3 separate regions of the Mus musculus genome follow, and regions 1 and 2 are each linked to region 3. A link is a loop called in an ENCODE intact Hi-C map of the cell type or tissue named here. Cell type or tissue: left cerebral cortex. All regions are shown on one strand. Each heading gives the region's core, and the rest is flanking DNA. Links, peaks and the distances in the headings are about the cores only.

Region 1 (7,632 bases), core at 1,672-6,671, 130 kb before region 3:
AAAAAAAAAATCATGAAACATTTTAATTCCAGAATGAGGTGACCAGCAATGGAATTCCCTCTACTAGTGAAAAAGCGGCCGTGTGTGTGTGTGTGTGTGTGTGTGTGTGTGTGTGTGTATATTAAGGTGTGCATCTATATGTGTATGTATATATACATATGTGTGTGTTTTAAGATGTGTGTATATATGTATATATATATATATATTAAGGTGTGCATATATGTGTATATATATATATGTGTGTGTGTGTACATTTTATAAAAAAAAAAATACATTGATCTACCAGGAATGGTGGCACATACCTGTAATTCCAGTATTTGGAAATTTGAAAAACTGAGGCGGGGGTGGGGGTGGGGGTGTGTGTATGTGTGAAAAGCTTAAAGCCAGTGAGATCTGTCTCAAAATAGCAGCAACAAAACTCCCCAAATCAGGAGGTAGCAGCAAAGAAGCAGATGCCATCCTGTAGCTCTTCACAACTGTTCCTTACCGCTGACGTGTGGCTGGGGCGCTCTACCCCTGAGCACTTACCCAGCCCCTGCCTGAGCCTCCTTCATCTTGAGAAATCAGTGGACTGTCTACTCCCTTCCAGGAAACGCCATTGAGACAAGCCGATGGCAGGAAACGGCCAAAGGTCCGGTCCTAAAATCATCCTCCACCTCACAGAGATGCTGTAGAGGAACTCAGTCCCCTCCCCACCTAGGAAAGGCCAGCGGGGCAACAGGAACCCCGAACCCTGAGGAGAGACCGACTCTCTGTTTCCTTTTAAATTTAATGTTATGTGTATTGATATTTTGTCTGCATGGATGTCCGGGTGACACGGTCAGATTCCCTTGAACAGAAATTACAGACAGTTGTGAGCTACCATGTGGTTGCTGGGAATTGAACCCAAGTCCTCTGGACCTGGTCCACTGTTCAGCCAGTGAGTGCTCTTAACCACTAGACTATCACTCCAGCCTGAAAAGTGACTCTTTAGTTCTTTCATGTCTCCAGGAAATGGCCCTATAGATCTAAAGAGCAGTGTGTGTGTGTGTGTGTGACCACATGAAGGGCAGAGGTCTATGGTAGCTTTTCATTTTATTGTTTAAGACTGTCCCTCACTGAACCTGGAGTTTCCAGTGAGCCCCTGAGATCTGCCTGGCTCTGCCCTCCCCCAGCCCAGCCCCCACCCAGGCACATGCCACTCTTCCTGGCTTTAGCATAGATGCTAAGAATCCAAACGGAGACCATCAGGTTTGTAGTGCAAGCACCTTACCCACTGAGCTATATCCCCCAATCCATGGAGAACATATTTTTAAGGCCAGAGGGTACTGCCAATTGTAAAAGGCATATTCAAAAATCTAAGAAGCATGCTCAGAGGTTTTATGTAAACAACCGTGCTCCGACCAGAAGGCATCAAACACGGCTGTAATCCTAGCACTTGGCAGTGGGGGGCAGAAAGGTCAGAAATCTAAGGCCAATCTCAGTACACAGTGAGTTCAAGAGCAGCCCCAGCCCGGGGCTACATAACACCCCACCCTGAAAACAGAACAACGCCTCCCAAACCAACCCTCACCAAAACAACCCTTGAGTCCTCGGGTTTACCCGAATTAAAAATTGAGCTTGTGCCTCAACCGAGGTGCTCAAAGGCCAAGAGAGCGGGTGAAACAGCACACATCCCAAAGTCCCTTTCTCATCTCACCCTGAGCCTGCCTTCACGGAGGATCCATACCGGAAGATCTCAGCATCAAAGGGCAACAACCCTGGCGTTAAAACACATCGGATCAAATCTGATATTTACAATGTAGTCAAAGGCACAGTGGCATTGAAAAACAAAACGCTGGGAGATGTATAGTAAAAGATTCGTTGTAATCATTAATCTGGTTTTCAGCTAGGAGAATTAACTCTTGAGAGATGATGCACACAGCAGGCCTTCGGAACCGGTGTGCTAGTTACTAGGGAGACCACGCCTCCTTCAGACCACGCCTCCTTCCCGCAGTTTACATCTTTCCGGCCTTCTTGCCCATCTGCGCCGGCACTCGGAGGATGTTGGGGGTCTCCTCCATGACTCTGACTAGCAGGTTGTCGATGTAGTCCTCCAGCTCCCGCACCTGAAACTCCTTCTTGCTGATGGTCTCCTTCTGTTTGAGGACTAGCTGGATCAGCTCATCGTGGGTCAGCTGCGCGTAGGCAAAGGCGGGATCCGAGGGCTGGTATTTCTTTGGAGAGGGAAGGAAGAGGGAAGGGGTTAAGAGTCAGCAGAGACAGGAACTCGCAGAGATCAACCTGCCCCTGCTTCCCAGGTGTTAAAACACGCGCCACCACACCCGGCTTAGAAAGCCACTTTCCACAAAGGATGAAACCAGGCGGCTGACGAGAAGAGAGAAGGACTTTGGAGTCTGTAGAGTAGGTATGAGTTGGTTACATGTTTGTTTGTTTGTTTTCTTTATTATCCTTTAAAATTGTAACAGCCAGGGGCCTCGGGGCAGCTCAATAGCAGAAGACTTGCCTAGCACGGGTAAGGCCCCAGGATTGATCCACAGCATCAAAGAACCTTACTTGGCTTACAGTTCTCACACCTCTGGTCTTGACTCTGCAGAGGCACATGTTGTCAAGAAATGTAATTAGGGGGGGGCTGGAGAGATGGCTCAGTGGTTAAGAGCACTGACTGCTCTTCCGAAGGTCCTGAGTTCAAATCCCAACAACCACATGATCGCTCACAACCATCCGTAATGGGATCTGACTCCCTCTTCTGGTGTGTCTGAAGACAGCTACAGTGTACTTACATATAATAAAATAAATAAATCTTTAAAAAAAAAAAAGAAAGAAAGGAATGTAATAAGGGGGGGGGGCTGGAGAGATGGCTTAGTGGTTAAGAGCACTGGTCCTCTTTCAGAGGACCCTGGTTCGATTCCCAGCAACGACATGGTGACTTTCTGTCTCTGTCTCTCTCTCGTGTCTCTCTCTCTCACACACACACACACACAAACACATACGCTGTTCACAGACATACATGCAAGCATAATAATCACATACATAAAATAAAAAATAAAGGAGAGAAAGAATGAGTCCTTGGTGGTATCTGGTAGTTGTCACTTAGTGAGCCAGGCCCGGGTATCCAGTGTACATGCAGGACGCCTGCCAGTCAGCCCAGCTTGCTACCTCTGAGCTCCCTCTGAGACCCCACCAAAAGCTACCCCACACTCTGAAAACACGATAGCTAAAGCCATGCGTCACCAGAGCGCACACTCTCTGCGTACACAGTGGCCTTTCCCAGAGACTGACTGTTCTCATTTCTGATAGGGGCATGTACCCACAACAGTGGCTTTTAACTGGTATTTATCATCTGGGACAAGGGGGCTCTAACTGTGAGCACAGAGTTCTGAGCCAGAAGGAAATGAGAGATAAAAGTCAATGAGAAGTAGCAAGTCACACCAAGGTCTCAGGGGGGAGTGGGAGGAAAGACCTGGCAGCCGAGCTGCAGCTGAGCAGATTTATAAGGCCCAGGAAACAAGACTCCAGGGCAACTCAAGGTGATTTTTACTCAAAGAACTCCAAGGCAGTAAACAGTTTTAGCCCCAGGGGCAAGCCACCTTCACCACCTATCAGGGAGACCAATAAATTAAGAGCCTATCAGCTCCAAGCAGAGTCAGGGGCAGAAGCAACACTAGTAGCTCAACCACAGTGCAGAAGCCTCTACCCTATTCAGGGAGCGGAATTCAGAGGACTCCCACTCTCTCACTGGCTGGCTAGAAGCACACTCGGATGCTTTCGCACTGAGCAAGCGTGAATGCAGGTCAGGCGGTACATGAGTAACACAATAATGGAGACACTGGCCTCCTCTCCAACATCTGCTTCTCTCCCCACCCCCCCATTCCAGTTTTCCTTCTTTGTTTCTTCTTGTTGAGAATGTACATTCAGAGGGGGTATACCCTTCGTCTCTGTTTTCTGCTTCTAGGGCTTAAACTCAGGGTTTTGGCCACGGCAAGCAAGAGCTCTCTACCACTGAGCTACAACCCCTTGAGCCGCTCCGGGTGTGACTTCCAAAACTGGATTCAAACCTGGCAGGATGGTGCACACTTGCCATCCCAGCACTAAGGAGATGAAGGCAAGGAGATCTTGAGTTGGAGGCTAGCCTGTATCATGAAGCAAGCTCTAGGCAAACCTCGGCTACAGAGAGACAGTATCTCAAAAAACAAACACCACAAAAGTCAGTATCATGTCTAGAATTTTCTGGACACTGAACACACACAAATGTGGATTTATTCAACACTACTAAACTATGTTGAAATGGTACGATGAGACTGGCTGTGGGGTATACCTTTAATCCTTGCACTCTGGAGGCAGAGGCAGATCTGGAGGGGCTAGCCTGATCCACATCAAGAGTTCCAGGTCAGTCAGGTCTACAGATTAAGACCCTGTTCTCAATATAAGGGTATGGTGGAAAGCTAACATGCTCTGTACATTTTGCCATAATTAGATTTATTTATTTATTTATTTATTTATTATATGTAAGTACACTGTAGCTGTCCTCGGACACTCCAGAAGAGGGAGTCAGAACTCGTAACAAATGGTTGTGAGCCACCATGTGGCTGCTGGGATTTGAACTCCTGACCTCTGGAAGAGCAGTCGGGTGCTCTTACCCACTGAGCCATCTCACCAGCCCCAACAGAGAGCGTTATTAAGAAATGCTGATTGGTGGTTGAGTGTGAAGCTTGGTGACAGCATGTGTTTAGCAAGGGCAAGGCCCAGCATTACATAGCCACTCTGTTCTCTCCGTCTCTTCCTTCTCCTCCTTTCCTTCCGCCTCTCCTTGTGAAACGGGGTCTCGTGTAGCCCATGCTGGACTTGAGTTCCTGAGCTTCAGGCCTCCACTTCCCAAGTGTGTGCCACATCTGGTGTTCTCTCTCTCTCTCTCTCTCTCTCTCTCTCTCTCTCTCCCCCTTCTGCTGTCTTCCTTGCCTTTCGTTTTGAGACAAGGTCTCATGTAGTTCAGGAGGATCCCGAACTCCCTTTGTAGCCAGGGTTGACCTTTAGCTTATGATCTTCCTGCCTCTTCCCCAGGGCCGCGAGCGATTACAAGCCTGAGCTACCACACCCTGTTTATGTGCTCCTGAGGATCAACCCCACGATTCCTGATTACTAAGCAAGAACTCCATCAACTGAATTAAACCCCGAGCCCTTTCCTTTTACTTACTTCTTAAAATGGTATGCTTTATAATGTTGACATCAGGCAGAGTATAGTTTTGCAGCATTTTTTTTAAAGTTAAAAATATTACATCATGATTACACTTATTTCCAGAGATCATATGTGGGGGTGGGGGTGGGGGTGAGTCATGGCACTTGTATGCAGGTCAGAGGACAAACTGAGGGACAGAGTCATTTCTCTCCTACTTTGTAGGTCCCAGGGACTGAACTCGGGTCATTAGGCTTGTTAGAGAGTGCATTTATAGAGGAGCCATCTCCCCCAAGGATAGCCTTTTTTTTTTTTTTTTTTTTTTTGGTGATTATTCTGTAAGCATAATTAAATTTTAGTTCAACTTGATTTTTGAAAAATTTAATTCCAGTATATTTCAACCATCACTGTCATGCTAGGTATTTGTTGTTTTCAACAATCCCAAGTACATACAACATTTCTTTTAAAAAAGTTTTTTGTTTGTTTGTTTTATTTTTCTCTCTCTCCCTTTTTTTAAGATTTATTTATTTATTATATGTAAGTACACTGTAGTTGTCCTCAGATACTCCAGAAGAGAGCATCAGATTTCGTTATGGATGGTTGTGAGCCACCATGTGGTTGCTGGGATTTGAACTCGGGACCTTCGGAAGAGCAGTCGGCACTCTTAACCACTGAGCCATCTCACCAGCCCCCTGTTTGTTTTATTTTTAATTATGTCTGTGTACTGTGTACACAAGTGTATATGACCATGGAGGCCAGAAGAGGGCATTACCTCATCTGGTGCTGCATGCTGGTTATAAGGACTCATTCCTGTAACCTCAGTTAATGGCCAGCCTGGGCTATATGAAACCTTGTCTCCAAAAGCAAGAATGATGCGGCCAGAGAGGTTCAGTGGTCAGGAGCTCTGTTGTTCCTGCAGAAACCATGGGTTCGGCTCCCAGCACCCACACGGTGGCTCACAGTCATCTTTAATTCCAGTTTCAGGAAATCTAATGCCTTCTTCAGGTTCCGTGGGCACCAGGCAAGCATGTAGTACATACACATATATGCAGGTAGAACACATATGCACATTAAAAAAATCTCCACTTGAATCTGTAGTCAAAGAGTAAAGAATATATCTACAACTTTGAAATCATTAGAAGAGTCTAGGCAGTGGTGGTACATGCTTTTAATCTCAGCACTCAGGAGGTAGAAGCAGGTGGATCTTGGAGTTTGAGGCCAGCCTGGTCTGTAAAGAATTCCAGGATAACAAAGGCTATGTGAAAAACAAACAAACAAATAAACAAAAAACCTATCTCAGAACAACAACAACAAAACCCAAAAAACTCAAACATAATTTAAAAATGAGTGTGAACTAAATAGAGTTCACAAAAGACGAGACATAAATCACAGGGAAACAAAGAAATGTTCAACGTCCTTAATCATCAGGGAAATGCAAATAATACTTTGATTTTTTTCCAGACAGGGTTTCTCTGTGTAGCCCTGGCTGTCCTGGAACTCACTCTGTAGACCAGGCTGGCCTCGAACTCAGAAATCCACCTGCCTCTGCCTCCCAAGTGCTGGGATTAAAGGCGTGCGCCACCGCTGCCCGGCTTGAGATTTCATCTTACATCAGTCAGAGTGGCTAAGATCAATGAGACAGATGGCAGCTTGTGCTGTGGAGGATGTGGAGTAAGGGGGACGGACAGTCATCTACTGCTAGGAGAGCACACTTATCTAGCCACCATAGAAATCAGCGTGGTGTTCCTCAGAAAGGTGGAAACAGATCTTAAGATGCAGGAGGCATACCACTCTTGGGCATATACGCAAAAGAGTCTACATCCTACTACAGAGACACGTGCTCACTCACTACTCTTCATATCCTAATAGCCAGACACTGCAAAAAACTTAGATGTCTATCATGGATGAAAAGATTAAAAAACCATGTTGTACATTTACACAATGGAATATTTTTCAAGTTTAGAAAAATAAATTTAGATGGGCGTAGTAGCATACGCCTTTAATCCCAGCACTTCGGAGGCAGCAGAGGCAGGTAGGTCTCTGTGAGTTCAAGGCCAGCCTAGTCTACAAAGCAAGTCAAGGTCAGCCAGGGCTCTGTTACTCATCGAAACCCTGTCTCCAAAAAAAACCAAAACAGGGCTGGAGAGATGGCTCAGCGGTTAAGAGCACCGACTGCTCTTCTAAAGGTCCTGAGTTCAATCCCTAGCAATCACATGGTGGCTCACAACCATCTCTAATGGGATCTGATGCCCTCTTCTAGTATGTCTGAAGAGAACAAAGTATACTCACATACATAAAATAAATAAATCTTATAAAAAAATGTTTAAACAAAACAAGTGTGCACCAATACACAGTGCTTTTTAATATATTTAAATTTGGCTAGGCAGTGGTGGTGCAGACATTTAATCCCAGCACTTGGGAGGCAGAGGCAGGTAGATCTGAGTTTGAGGTCAACCTGGTCTACATAGTTCCAGGACAGC
Region 2 (7,632 bases), core at 1,190-6,189, 73 kb before region 3:
ATTACCTGCACAAGATAGGACTTTATGCTGGTCTGTTTTTCGTCAAGTTGAGGAAAATGCTTGAGAAAAGGCCTCCATGAGGCCAGCCCGTAATTAGGTCTGTAAGCAGGGCTGTGTGGCATTGTCTTGATAATGATTGATGTGGGAGGGGGCAACCCACTTTTGGAGGTGCCGTTACTGGGCCAGTGGCCCTGGATTGTGTAAGAAAGCAGAACTTTGGGGCTGGCGAGGTGGCTCCGAGGGTAAGGCCACTGACTGCTCTTCTGAAGGTCCTGAGTTCAAATCCCAGTAACAAACATGGTGGCTCCCAACCATCCATAATGAGATCTGACGCCCTCTTCTGAGGTGTCTGAAGACAGCTACAGTGTACTTAGATATAGTAATAAATAAATCTTTGGGCCGGAGTGGGCAGAGGTACTGAGTTCAATTCCCAAAAACAACATGACGGCTCACAACCATCTGTACAGCTACAGTGTACTCATATACATAAAGTAAGTAAATAAATTAATCTTTAAAAGCAAGCAAGCTTTTTGTTTTCTTCAGTTCCTGCCTTCGGGTTTCTGCCTTGCTTGAGCTTCAGTGATGGACTGTGATCTGGATATGTGCCCCCAAAACCCCCTTTCCTCCCCAAGTTCCTTTTGCTCATGGTCTTTCTCACAGCAATAGGCCACTAGCCACATGGTGTTGGCATATAACTGTTATCTGCTGTTGGTGTTAGATGTCTGAGGCAAAGTAGAAAAACAGAAGGCAGATAGAGACCAGTCTTACTGGAGCAGGCAGGACTGTTTATCTCAAAATAGCAAGGGACAGACACTCTTCTGCAGGAAGGGGATACTTGGAGCTTATATGAGAAGTATGGGGAATGGAAAGTTAACTGCAAAATGCTGGGGCTGTGTGCCTGCCTGCAGTTTCTCCCTCTGCACTTATTTGTCCAGACAAAGCTGTTTTATCTTTAGAAAATGTCTTTCCCAATATCAGGATGCAGGTGATGGAGGGTACCTGCATTTGGCAATGGCAGTGAGGGGTAGGGGCTGGAGTTTCAATGTAGGGACAAGGGATTTCAGCAAGACTTAGGGGAATGGAAAATCACCTAACACCAACAGCTCCGTTCTCAAACCATCTGGAAGCCTGTTCTCTAGTATTTCTTTGGAAGCTGAATCTCCAGTGGCAGACACAGGTGCAGGTACAGGTGTAGGTGCAGGTGCAGGTGCAGGCACAGGTGTAGGTGCAGGTGTAGGTTCAGGTGCAGGCATAGGTACAGGCACAGGTGCAGGCACAGGCACAGGTGCAGGTGGAGATGCAGGAGGGAGAGGACATGGGAACATCCTGGCTCAGTGAATAAATGCTAGAGGGAGGTCTTCTTCCTATGGCCTTGGCAGGGCTACCTGGCACAGTAAATACTAATACAGGAACACCACTGTCACACTTATCTTAGTTGGTTATCTTAACCTTTGAAATATTTATGAGAATTCAGGAAACAAAGCCTTGCTTTCTCAGTGTTAGGACAGATGGTAAGCTTCAAAAAAATTTCTTTCCTAATCTTCCTTTCATTTTGCATTTTAAGACCAGATATTGCTGTGTTTCATGCTGTCAATTCTCCTGCCTCCACCTCACCAGTGCTGGTATGTACTGACACTCACCAGTGCTGGTATGTACTGACATGCCTGCTCTGGAGGGGAATTTTTGTCTAAACCAGAGCTTTTTTTATGTATATATAATTTTTATTTATGCTCAAATGGCCTCTTATTTACCACACTATGTATTTAGAACCTGTGTGAATATTAAAGGATAAACAAAAATCTGATAATTCGGGTGCCATCACCGTGGTACAGCAAAACAAAATGTTTCATTTCATATCAGAAGTCTGAGCATACTAATACCAATATATTAAAAATGTGGGTTGGATTGGGCGTAGTGGCCTAAGCCTGTGATTGGGTTAGAAGAGAATTTATCTCAAAAGAAATAAATTAGAGGGGCTGGAGAGGTGGCTCAGCGGGTAAGAGCACTGACTGCTCTTCCCAAGGTCCTGAGTTCAATTCTTAGCAACCACATGGTGGCTCACAGCCACCCGTGATGAGATCTGACGCCCTCTTCTGGTGCATCTGAAGACAGCTACGGGTGTACTTACATATAATAAATAAATAAATAAGAAATAAATTAGAAGTATAGGCCTGAGTATGTAGCTTAGTGATGGAGTCCTTGCCTAGCACGCATGAAGTTCAAATTCTAAGTACTGCGTGAACCAGGCACGATGGCAAACACATTATTCTAGCTCTCTGGAAGTGGAAGTAGAAGAATTTTAAAAGATTCTGGTCGTTCTCTGCTGCATAGACTTAGATGCTGTTTTTTTTTTGTTGTTGTTGTTGTTGTTTTATGTTTTGTTTTGTTTTTTGTTTTTCTAGACAGGGTTTCTCTGTGTAGTCCTGGCTGGCCTGGAACTCATTTTGTAGACCAGGCTGGCGTCGAACTCAGAAATCCGCCTGCCTCTGCCTCCCGAGTGCTGGGATTAAAGGCATGCGCCATCATGCCCGGCTAGATGCTATTTTAATAATACAAAACAACAGCTCTTGTTCCTTGAAATGCAAAAAAAAAAAAAAAAAAAAAGAGAGAGAGAGAGAGAGAGAGAGAGAGAAACGAGGATTTCCTATATTACAATGTGAAGGAAGAGAAGACATCCAGCCCTGTTCAGTGAGGTGCAAGGGGCTGCACATTCAGAACACGCTTCGTGCTCCAACTTAACATTTTTCTTTTTCTTTTCTTTTTCCTTCCTTCTTTCCTTCCTTCCTAAACCAGGGTCTTAGTATGTGGCTGGGCTGGCTTGGAACTTTGCTATGCAAACCAGGTTGGCCTCAAACTCACAGAGCTATTGCTTCTGCCTTCCCAGTGCTTTGTGGGGTCTTTTCTTTCTTTTCTTTTTCCTCCCTCCCTCTCTCCCTTCCTGTATTTGGGCGTTTTTACCTGTATCTATTTGTGTATACCTCGTGCTGGTGCCCGGGGCAGACAGAAGAGGAGGTGGATAATTGAGAGCTTCCACGGGAATTCTGGAAATCGAACCCAGGACCTCTGGAAGTGGAGCGTCTTACTCATCTCTCCACTCCCACTCCTCCCCACCCCCTCCGCTTGTGCCCCTCGCTGTCACCCCCTTCCCGCCACAACCTTTTATATACTGTACACAAAGACCACGGGGAGGTCCGCCGAGTAGGGGCTGGCCGTTCACTCCCTCCACAAACCTCAGCTGAGCCACGGCCAGCTCAGGCTGAGAGTGCCCTTGGTGAAGAGAGGAACCTGCGGTTCCCCAAAGCTCCGCTGTGGAGCCACGGCATCTGCTGGGCTCGCAGGCTGGGTCGGCTGTGAGCTTTGCAGCCCTCAGCGGTCTAGACGCGCCTGAGGCAGCTGGGGACACAGGTGACTTGAGTGGACGGGGCAGAGGCGGGGCCCGGGCAGCCACCCTTGGTAGCAGCTCGCGGCGGAGGTCGTAGGGATGCTACCGAAAGCCCACCTTCCTTAATCCACCACTGTCCTCTCTGCGCCTCCCCTTCCGCTCTCCTGAGGCTTGAATTTAGGGAAAAGCCCTGGGGGTGGGGTGGGAGGAAGGGAAATTTGTGGATGGCAGCATCTCGCAAATAGTGCCACGTCGTAGGTGGGGGACCCATTTCAGGCTTGGAGTGTCCCGCATAGCATCTGCAAAATCTGTTTTGGACTTTTAAAAACCGCATTCAAAAGATTAGACTGTATCTTGTTGGCTATTTAGGAACAAGACACAAGAGAGCGCCAGAGAGCCTACAATAAGAAGCATCAGTTCTAGGGCGGGGGTGGGATAGTTTCTAGTAGGGCGTTTCCGGAGCTAACAGTTCCTTTTAATTTATCCTCAGGTCCCCAGCTGTCACTCCGAGGACTTTGCACATTGTACTGGCTAGTTTTGTGTCAACTTGACACAGCTGGAGTTATCACAGAGAAAGGAGCCTCCCTTGAGGAAATGCCTCAGTGAGATCCAGCTGTAAGGCATTTTCTCAATTAGTGATCAATGGTGAAAGGCCCCTTGTGCGTGGGACCATCTCTGGGCTGGTAGTCTTGAGTTCTGTAAGACAGCAGGCTGAGCAAGCCAGGGGAAGCAAGCCAGTAAAGAACATCCCTCCATGGCCTCTGCAGCAGCTCCTGCTTCCTGACCTGCTTGAGTTCCAGTCCTGACTTCTTTCAGTGATGAACAGCAATGTGGAACTGTAAGCTGAATAAACCCTTTCCTCCCCAACTTGTTTCTTGGTTGTGATGTTTGTGCAGGAATAGAAACCCTGACTAAGACACACATTTCTCCAACACTATCCCCCTCCCCAGCCCCCAGGCTCCCTTGTGACCCTTGGAAATGGCAAGGAGCATAGGTGGAGAAAAGTTAGCTTCAGATAGCTTCAGAGTTTGGCTCCAGTGCCTGGGAGGAGTGGACATCAGAACTCTAGGTGAGGCTCAGGCGGCCACACCTATGATGGGAGAGGAATCAGAACACCCGAGGAGCGGAGGTTGGGGGGTAACTGGGGAGAGGGGGCGGAGACAAGGGCTGCACTGAGTGAACTCTTATCTCACCAGGCAGCTACTAGCACCTCGCATCTCCCTGTGTCCCAGATTTCAAAAATTAAAGAATGAGGAAATTTGCTTTTACAGTAGGATCGGGTAGGGTGACAGTGATTCCAGCAGAGATCCCGAGAGACCTTGCCTTGAAAGGCCCCCAAACAGTAGAATACACACAACAAACTTTACTATCATAACATTTTATTAGCATGCAATTGTACAAAGTAATGGGTTACATATGGCTTTTCTTACGTGTACATGGGTCGCATGTGTACATTGGGTCATTTCTACTCTGTTAGTTTCATTTCTTCCCTCCCTCTGGCTCCTTCTTTTTTCCCCATTGTCCCCTTCTTTTTAATGTCTGAATTTAATTTACTTACTTATGGGTATGGGTGTTTTGCCTGCATCTATGCCTGTGTACCACATGCATGCCTGGTGCTGGAGAAGGGACTGCTAGAAGAGGGACTTGGATCCCCCAAACTGGAGTTAAAGATTGCTGTGAGCTGCTGTGTGGGTGCTGGAAATCAAGCCGGGGTCCCCTGGAAGAGCAGCCAGTGCTCCTAACCACCGAGCTAGCTCGGTTGAAAATTTTAACCTAGAACCTAGATTCCGCATATGGAAGAGAACACACAGTGTTTGCCTTTCAGAGTTTAGAGTGGAGTCTCCACTTCTCCCCATTTCTCTACAATTGATTCTGTTCTCCTTTATGGCTGAATAAAACTCCATTGTGTGTATTTTTTAAAAATCTTGTATGCATATATCAAATAGAGCCAGCACATCTGACTCATATGCATGATATATACATATGTGTGTGTGTGTGTGTCTAATGGCTGCATATTTCCAGGCATTACATCCTTATTATTATGAAGAACAGTGTCCTGTTTCTTCTTCAGGAATTTTCCTTCTCTGAAGCCCGTGACCTCCCTAGGTGCTCTTGGGATACTCTGTCAGTTTAAATCAGCAACTTGTGCTGCGGGCAGTGTCTGTCAGTCCCTTCCAAGCTGCCCAGCTGAGGATTTCCCAAATGACATTTTCAGGAGGGATGGTGGGAAAAGAACTCAGCAAACATTGACTAGATCACCCATCCCCAACTCCTGAAAACCATCCTGTCCTGTGCTAGAGATGGAACCCGGGGATCTGTATTGGCTAAGCCTGTGTTCTACCCCTGAGGCATGTCAGCAAAAGCACTTGTACTGGCTGGTTATGTGTGTCAACGTGATACAAGCTAGAGTTATCACAGAGAAAGGAGCCTCAGTTGAGGAAAGGCCTCCATGAGAACCAGCCATAAGGCATTTTCTCAATTAGTGATCAAGGGGGGAGGGCCCAGCCCATTGTGGGTGGTGCCATCCCTAGGCTCCCACGTCCAGGTTCCAGCCCTACCTGAGTTCCTGTCTTCCTCCAATGATAGACTATGATCTAGAAGTCTACACTAAATAAACTGGCTTCCTCTCCAACTGGCTTTCTGGTCATGGTGTATCTTGTTGAAGCAATTAAAAATCCTAACTAGGGCTGGAGAGATGGCTCAGCGGTTAAGAGCGCCGACTGCTCTTCTGAAGGTCACAAGTTCAAATCCCAGCAACCACATGATGGCTCACAACCATCTGTAATGAGATCTGATGCCCTCTTCTGGGGTATCTGAAGACAGCTACAGTGTACTTACATATAATAAATAAATAAATTAAAAAAAAAATCCGTGCTGGTGAGATGGCTCAGTGGGTAAGAGTACCCGACTGCTCTTCCAAAGGTCTGGAGTTCAAATCCCAGCAACCACATGGTGGCTCACAACCATCCATAATGAGATCTGACGCCCTCTTCTGGTGTGTTTGAAGACAGCTACAGTGTACTTACATATAATAAATAAATAAATCTAAAAAAAAAATCCTAACTAAGACACAACTTTTGTTGCTATTCTGTAGTGATTTTTCCCCCTTGTATTACAAACAGCAGTGGAAAGCAGAGGTTTCTCTGGACTACCCCAGGCTACAGAGTGTGCAGGAGGTGGCTGGGGAGTGTGAAGAGAAATTGACACAAAAAATACCCCAAACCAAACACAGAGAGAGAGAGAGAGAGAGAGAGAGAGAGAGAGAGAGAGAGAGAGAGAGAGAGAACAAAACAAAAACCACATCTCTTTACTTCAAAGGGAATAAGAGGTCATTTTTTTAAAATTAATTAATTTATTTATTTATTTTGGTTTTTCGAGACAGGGTTTCTCTGTATAGCACTGGCTGTCCTGGAACTCACTTTGTAGACCAGGCTGGCCTCGAACTCAGAAATCCGCCTGCCTCTGCCTCCCAAGTGCTGGGATTAAAGGTGTGTGCCACTATCGCCCAGCAAAAGGTCATTTATTCTGGAGCCAAGTTTGAGTGACCAACACTTGGGAAACACAGGGCTACATTAGCCCAGGTTCCATGGTCCTCCGTGGAGATAGTTCATGAAGTTTTATAGTAACAGAACAAAAGATGCCACCATCCAGGCAATTTAATCATACCTTCTTGGGTGCAGCAGAGACGCTGTAATTGCCGGTGCGGGGGAAGTTATCCTATGGGCCACAGAGGCTATATCTGATGATATTTTTAGCTTTTGGGTTGGCAGAAGCTACTGGCCTACTGGGATAATAGACTCTAAACAGTCTTTATCTATTAGTCACAGAATGTTAGTTCCAACACAGAGGTTGGCAAAGAGTGACAATTTAGGGGCTAAAACTAGTCCAAGATAAGGTAATTAGGCTCTGGATCTGCAATGTTCCCTCCTGCCTGTTCACCCCACTGCGTGTTAATCAGTAAGCCAGTCTTCACAGACAAAGATGTTCCCAGGAGTCCTCATCCAGGGAGGGGAAGCTGGCTTGTGTCAGAGACTGCAGTTGGTTCTTGATTGACCAGTAATCATGGATGGTGCACTTGGAACTGTCATTTTTTTCTGTTGCTGTGACAAAACACCAAGGCAACTTACTGCTGCGGACCAGCCTCAATACCAGGTACTGAGGACAGCAGAAATGAAGGCTAATGTGGCTTAGTTTGGTAATATTTACCTTTCTTAACACTTGGCTATTTTGTGGCCAAAAGTCACTGACTT
Region 3 (7,632 bases), core at 1,180-6,179:
CTATCTATCTATCTATCTATCTATCTATCTATCTATCTATCTATCTATCTATCTATCATCTGTCTTGTCTGTCTGTCTGTCTGTCTATCTATCTATCTATCTATCTATCTATCTATCTATCTATCTATCTATCTATCTATCTATCTATCTATCTACTATCTATCTATATAGATGGTAGTGAGCCATCATGTGGTTGCTGGGAACTGACCTCAGGACCTCTGCTCGCTCCGAAAATTTATTTATTATTATATGTTAGGTAGACTGTAGCTGTCTTCAGATGCACCAGAAGAGGGCATCAGGTCCCATTACAGATGGTTGTGAGCCACTTTGTGGTTGCTGGGATTTGTACTCAGAACCTTCAGAAGAGCAGTCAGTGCTCTTAACTGTTGAGCCATCTCTCCAGCCCCCTTTACATTATCATATGTGCTTGTTATACCAGCACTCTGGGTCAGCAGAGCATGCCTTACTGTCAATTTACAGCTGAGAGGTCTGGCTGAAGCTAGCCCTCTATGGGCCTGGACCAGAACGCTGCAGGTCTGTAATTATTTTTAGTAGCAGCAAGTGTTACCTTTGTCCAGTGAGATGGTCACCTTTCCTCTGAGCCTGGGCCAGTGTAGAGCCTTCGGTCCACATCAGAACAGTATGTCAATCATCTCTGTGTGTGCTGCTGTGGGGGGTGCAGAGGAGATAATAGATAATAGGATTTTACTGAGGTATACCATGTACCCATTAAAAAAGGTAGCATGAAGTCAATTGCATAGGATTGGTTCCCAGTGGTCCATGTGTGGTGAGTTGGGGGGGAAGAGGGTGGAGCTTGGGGGAAATGGTTTAGCTAGGAATGAGAGGAGGCAGACACCCAGTGTTACAAAAGTCAGATTGTCTTGTGGAGCCAAGGTGAGTAAGGTTGGGGTGTCTCAGATCCCTTTAGGGACACCACAGGTACTTTTGTGTGTGAATGTGACTTACAATTGTTAAAGAAAGAGAGCCACTTTTATGAGTCTTGCCTGCGGGACTGAGTCTGGTGTGGCAGGTGTCTCATGACAGGACCTGCTGAGGGGTGGGTCCCCTGGATCCAGAGACAGTGGCTGATCAGGAGGCAGTGCCCTTTGTAGGTTTGGGATGATAGTGTTTCATTAGCTTGCCATTGGAGGAGTGGCAGGCCTCAGCGGCCAGATCTTTCACTTGCCTTCTCCACAGCCCTTGCCAAAGGAAGCAGAGTCCATGTGGAAATACAGGAAAGGATGTAGCACTTTGCTGTGTTGGCTGCATACACACAGCCTATCCTCCTCTGAGTGTGAGATTAGGAGTCTGTTGAGGGGATACCACCGCAGGAAAATTTCATCTAGGTTAAATGAGAGATTAAGTCAACATTTCCTGTCAGCTTCTCAATGACAGAGTCTCATTGCCCTGGCATCTCAGTAGAGGTCTTGGTCACCAGTGTATGTAATCTTAGGGCAGTTCTCATTTTCTAGGGGTTGGCATGCACTTCCCAAGTAGAGCAGGAGCCATAACACAGTGTAGAAGTTAGCAGCTTTCCCCACTGATAAATGTCCTCTTCAGAGGAAGGCCCGATCTCCACAGCTATAATTGTTGCTGGGTGCTGTGCGGTGGCAAAGCTCTGCAGCCCAGTCCTTGTTCTCCAGGAAGAAAAGTTTTGGAGAGACGAGCCTGCTTTGTTCGTCTTGACATCCCCATTGCTGGCATCTTAATAGTTTGCAGAGATGCCCTCTTAAACCCATCTGCTAGGCATGCCTGTTCCACTGTGGCCTGAAGCACTGTTTGCATTTGAAGAGGTAACTGGGCCGCTGTAGACAGGTGCCAAGAACCAGAAACACAAAGAAGCTTTAAGGTACAGCGTGTGCTCCCAAGTTTTGAAGCCTAACGGAGAGGAAATGAAAGCAAGCATTTGTGATTGTCCACTGCCTGGAGGTTGGGTGGACCTGTCCTCTGAAGGAATGGAAACAGGTTTAAGCCTCGTAGTAGCTGGCCCTTGTGATTTCAGGTCCTTCCTGGACCCCAGTGGCCTGTGCTTTCAGGTCCCTGAGAACAGGCTTGCTGGGGTAAATATTGGAGGTAAGAAGCTTTTTAAGCATCAGTGAAGAGGCCCAGCCTGGTGGTCAGTAGAGAATGGCTGTGCTGATGTAGGAGTCAGAGGGGAACAGTCTTGGGGTTTTCAAGTCTGGGATGCTAGCTTTGGCTGTGCAATGGTGAGGCAGCGATCCATAGCACACTGATCTTAGCTCCTGTGTGACAGAGAAGAGCTGGCAGCCTGTCCACTTTACCTCAGTGGGCATGCTTCATTTTCAGTGAATGATCCTCTCTAAAAAGAAGCAGAAGCCAGGCGTGGTGGTGGCCTTTAATCCCAGCACTTGTGATGCAGAGGCAGGCAAATTTCTGAGTTTGAGGCCTGCCTGGTCTACAGAGTGAGTTCCAGGACAGCCAGGGCTACACAGAGAAACCCTGTCTCGAAAAACAAAAAACCAAAACAAAAAACCAAAAACCCAAAAACAGTAGAAAGTGGAGAGGGATTGCATGTGGGTGATGTTGTTGTTCCATTTCTGGTTTCTACATGCTGCGTGCATTTGCACAGGTCACATGATAATGAACACACAGAGGGCACACTGTTAGAAATTACATGGCAAGGAGAGCAAAAATAACCTTGGGGAATGTGCCTAGTTAGCCTGGGTGCAGTGTAGGGACTGAAGTGGTAGTTATCCAACTAGGAAGCTATTGGCTCCTTTGTCTCCCAGGTTGCCAGACATCCCAGCTGGTACCTCCTCCTTCCTGGTATCTTTTAGTGTGCTGTTTAGGCAACTGGAGGAAAGGCCAGAGACAAGACCAACAGATAAGTCTGTTTTGCACTTGGAAGGTGTCTCAGGCAGGGTGAGATTCAGTAAGTGACCTGCAGAAGATTCCTGCCTCCATTAAGAAATGTGTGCCAAGTCTTCCCTACATCCAATGCCTTCATCCTGGAGAACCTAAAACAAACACCCGAGAAAAACGTTAACCCAAGGAAGCCTGACTAAGTGTACACACAGAAACAGGACAAGGTAACAGAGTAGGGACAGACGGAAGGATGTGGAGACTGGAGAAGAGTGTGCATGTGTCTTAGTCACTGTCCTATTGCTGTGAGACGACACCGTGGGCACCACAGCTCTTTATAAAGGAGAGCGTTTAGCTGGAGCTGGCTTACCACTTCAGAAGCATGGTCTGTTATGACAGCCAGCATGGCAGGCACGGTGTTTCAGCAGTAGTGAAGAGCTATGTTCAGGTCTGCAGAAAGAGACCATCAGGACTGGAGAAGAGAGGGAGGGTGAGAGATCACATACTTAGGCCCATCATGGGCTTTTGAAACCTCAATGTCCACCCTCAGTGACACACTCCCACCAACAAAGCCACACCGCCCAATCCTTTCCAAGTTGTGCCATTCCCTGATGACTGATCATTCAAATATATGAGCTCATGGTGGGGGTTGGGGGGAGGGGGGTGAAAGTGGGGGTCGGATTGGGGTGGGGGATGGGGCACTCACATATAAACCAAAGCAATCAGAAAAGGTGTACCTGGAACATGTTTCTGTGGACTGTAAACTGTGCCAGTTGGTGTGTTGGTTGTCCTGGAAATTGAGATGACAATGGAGTTCAATTGCTGGAACAGCAGAATAGCTGTAAGAATAATTTCTATACACCTGAAACTTGAAGCACTTGGCAGGTCACTGTTTTATTAGTGTTTTACATATGTCCATGGGGAGTGAATATTAGAATTAGAATTCCAGTTCCTGTTGGTTCAGCCTCAAAGCTAGGGTCCACATAGGTACCACGCTGAACGGACGTGAAGCCTGAGTTTTTCAGGCTCGGAACTCTTAGCAGACAGCTGTTGGTTAGAGTTGAGACTGGTGTTGAGGGACCTAGAGCCATGCAGGTGTTTGGTGGTCTCTTGGGTTTGAACCAGGGATAGCAGGGATCGAAGGCTCCTGAGTAGTGAGTGCCTGCTGTGTACTAAGCACTTAGTAGGTTCGGAATCCCATTAGGCATGTATGCTGTGATTCCTTTTGTGGATTCTCATTGGAAAGTCAAACCTGGCCTCCTGGAGGCCAAGTGTCTCCACTCCCTCAGGACATACACCCTTTTGTTGTAGGACAGACAGTTAAACCTAGCACGAGCCAGCACCCCAGTGAAGGCAATAGAGAACTCTGTTCTAGACATTCTCTGATCCTCAAACTCCAGAGCAGATTTTGATGTCACTCGGTACTGTGGTCAATGCTGCCCCCTGCTGGAAGAGTTTATTAAAGTAAGGAATACATAAGTTTCTCAGATAAGGCTACTTCATTTAGACTCCATTCAGGAGTAAGTGAGGGTGTTGTATGTGTTGAAGACCTAAGGATTCTGCAGGTTCTCTGTTAAAATGCCACCGGACCCTCACTTCCCGCAATAAGGGGAGGGGTTTCTGAAGATGGCTATGCTACCCTCTGATCCCCACCTAGGCTTGGGACAAGCTTGTCAAGATCTTCTTTATTCATTGGACCAAGCAAGACGGGCCTGTGGACAAACTGCCTTCTGATTGGCCCACCACTGGGCCCTTCAATAGCCAACTGATTCCTTCCATTGCAGGTCTTAACAATGTTTATGTGCAGCTTTTAGCAAGCTGAGTATTTAAACATTTTCCTAGGCATTTCGTGGTCAAACCAGAGAAGAAAGACTGCGTTCTAGAGCCTTATAGGATGGCTCAGATTTGCACTGGAATCGGGAACATTCTCTCTCTCTCTCTCTCTCTCTCTCTCTCTCTCTCTCTCTCTCTCTCTCTCTCTCCCTCTCTTTGTCTCTCTCTCGTCTTTCAGCAGAGTCCCATATAGCTCAGAGTATCCTTGAATTCCTGATTTTGCTGCCTCTATTTCCCAATTGCGGGGACTGTCTAGCCCAGTTTCATGTTCTGAGTCTTAAAAAAACTAACCCAGATCCCCAATCAGGTCTGTTTTCTGGCTTTCCAGCTGAACCTCTTGATTCTCCATGACGTTTCTAGCATACTAGAAAGCTCAAGTGTCCTATCAGCATCAATATCCAAAAATTTACACAGAGATTTAAACCAACGTATAGTATGCATTTTTGGGTTACTTACTGTATTAGGGTTTCTGCCGCTGCGATAAAATACTAATGACCAAAAGCAATTTGGGGAGGAAAGAGTTTGTTTTAACTTACAGCTTTTAAGTCCATCAGCAGGGCAGGAACATGGAGGCAGGAACTAGATCAGAGGCCGTGTGTTTCTCTCTCTCTCTCTCTCTCTCTCTCTGTGTGTGTGTGTGTGTGTGTGTGTGTGCATGTGTGTGTGTGTGAAAGCCAGGGCCAGGGAGCGAGAGTGGTGGGTTGGGGGGGCAAGGGAGAGGAAAGGGGGTAAGGGATTTTCTGAGGGGAAACTAGAAAAGGGGATACTATTTGAAATGTAAATAAAGATAAATTTTCGTGATAAACTTGACTGAACAGAGAGTCATCTAGGAGACACCTCTGGGTGTGTGTCTTTGAGGAGTTTCTAGAGAACTTCCATTGAAGAGGAAAGATCCACTCTGGATGCAGGCAGCACCATGTAGGGCGCAGAAGCATCCTGCTGCTCCCAATGGGCTTGGGGTCCTGGGCTGACTGGAAAAAGAGAAGAAAGCCGGTGGTGCACCACCATTCACCTTTGTTTCCCTGAGCGCACACAGTGTACCAGACAGCACACCTCTGCTCCCATATATCTCCCCTATCATGGTGGGCTGTTCTGCTTTGCTTTCTGTTGCAGCAGGAAACACTGATGAGGAGGAACAGGTTTGTTTGGCTTATTCTTCCTGACAGAGCCGCCATTCAGCAAAAGTCAGGGCAGGACCTCAATCAGGAGCAGAGGCAGGAACCGCAGAGAAGAGGGTCTGTCTGGCTTACTCAACTAGGATTCTTATACAGGCCAGGCCCACCCATGTGGGGATGGCGAGCCCACATGGGCTGGGCTCTCCTACATCAATTAACAGTTAAGAAAAAAATGATTATAGACCTGCCTGTAGACCAATCTAGTTGAGGCCGTCCCTCATTGAGACTCTTTTAGATAACTAGGCTGTGTCAAGCTGAGAGCTGACACTAATTAGGATGACTGTAAGTGTTCAGATTATAAAGGAGACTAAACCCTTCCATCATTTGCTTTGTCAGGAATGTTGTCACAAAGTAATAAAAGGAACCAAGAGAGGAAGAGGAAGGGCGTGGGGAAGGACATGTGCCCTACGAGGCAGCATCACTTACAGTTTCCCCCATGTGCAGGTGACCAAGGCACTTGGGCCCTGGGAGGATGGATGATGCACCAGATCCAAACAGTGCCATTCACTCTACCTCGTATCCTCTACGGTTTTCACAGAACCTCCTGCAACATCCAGACAGAAAGCAGGGATCAAAGGGAGGTAGTCTCACTCTGACCCCTTTCTGGTGTCTGATATTCTTCAGAGCCTCTAACATATCTTCTGTGGCTTAACCTGTGCACCCCAAACAGTCTTTATTAGCTTCCTGAAGAACGCATACAGACTAGGATGCATCTTCTTGCACTTCAGACCCCACTGGCCCTCACTGTGGACCATGAGGTGTCCGCTTACCTTCTGTAGTCGTTGACTTCATCTTCGTCGTTGTAGTACTCTTCTTCTTCTTCTTCTTCTTCTTCTTCTTCTTCTTCTTCTTCTTCTTCTTCTTCTTCTTCTTCTTCTTCTTCTGCAATTCTTCTTCTTCTTCTTCTTCTGCAATTTAATTTTTTTGATTTAAGTTTTATTGCATTATGATGAGAAAATATACATAATTCCAATTTATCTGAATTTCTTAACATTTAAAAACAGTTTCAGTAAATAGACTTACATCACATTCTTCTTTCCCTTTGTACCTCAACTCCTCCAGGAGAGGCCCTCCCCCTTCAAAATCTACAATACCTTATGTTTTTTATCATATTCTTTAAAATGTATAAAATATTGTAACAATAAAAATGAATATTTTAAAAGTTGTTTGATATAAAACAACATTCAATTGAACAGTCTTATGTAGATGTTTGTCTACAGCAATGCTGAAAATACATATATAATTATCAGTATAAATTTCAAATAACTCCAAATATATTAACTGTATGATGCTTTAAAATAATACATCACTATTAGTTGTTTTAAATGAACATAAATAGATTAAGTCTTTTTGTTTGTTTGTTTGTTTGGTTTTTGTAGATCTTAAAATCTTGGCTCTTACTGTGATACAAACTCAAAATAAGAACAGATTTTGAACATTGGAATTGATTGTATTAAGGCTGTACTTGAATGTCCCTCATATCACCAACAGATTTTACCTCCATAGTACCTAAGCTAAGAGTTGACAGTTCTGCTGCACCAAGGAATTAACTGTAGGCACAATTTTTGGATACAGATTTCCTGCTACAGTCAAAGCTATTTGAATTGAGTGATTATCGTCATTCTCAGCTCACAGGGAACTGGTTACATTCATTTAAGAAATGGTGTGTGTATTAAGATGGTCTATCCATGAAGTCATTCATCAACTGTTTCAGGGATCAGTGGTTCTGCTTGGAAGGTGGCACAGACGTTAGGTGAGGGTAAGATTCTGGTTCATTGGCTGTGATGATTTTGAAAACCAT

Evidence for each region. Peaks named below come from ENCODE experiments on the same cell type or tissue, not always from the same donor. Only the 100,000 strongest peaks of a DNase experiment are listed, where the experiment ranks them.
Region 1: a loop joins it to region 3, with 3 times the contacts of the local background. A loop is called at or near these places in 22 of 42 quality-filtered maps.
Region 2: it touches region 3 in a loop (2.8-fold over the local background); 12 of 42 quality-filtered maps call a loop at or near these places.

Annotation. Positions count from the first base shown.
Region 1 is chr8:27,141,200-27,148,831 of GRCm38, forward strand. Rab11fip1 (RAB11 family interacting protein 1 (class I)) reads right to left here. Exons shown (of 6, transcript NM_001080813.2): 6 at 1-2,195. The coding sequence ends at 1,977. It overlaps 4933416M07Rik (RIKEN cDNA 4933416M07 gene), which reads left to right and starts at 1,711. Exons shown (of 4, transcript NR_045840.1): 1 at 1,711-2,162; 2 at 2,280-2,386; 3 at 5,041-5,184. In left cerebral cortex, for the core only: no CTCF peak of the experiment used is centred there; a DNase peak (open chromatin) is centred at 3,725.
Region 2 is chr8:27,203,252-27,210,883 of GRCm38, forward strand. It overlaps a transcript of Got1l1 not described here. Among named protein-coding and RNA genes, the nearest start is that of Got1l1, 4.5 kb to the left of the region's middle. In left cerebral cortex, for the core only: a CTCF peak has its summit at 3,749 (motif pointing right); DNase peaks (open chromatin) are centred at 3,400 and 3,597; H3K4me3 peaks cover 704 bases; H3K27ac peaks cover 227 bases.
Region 3 is chr8:27,275,918-27,283,549 of GRCm38, forward strand. No RefSeq gene overlaps it. Among named protein-coding and RNA genes, the nearest start is that of Eif4ebp1, 19 kb to the left of the region's middle. In left cerebral cortex, for the core only: a CTCF peak has its summit at 4,277 (motif pointing left); a DNase peak (open chromatin) is centred at 4,263.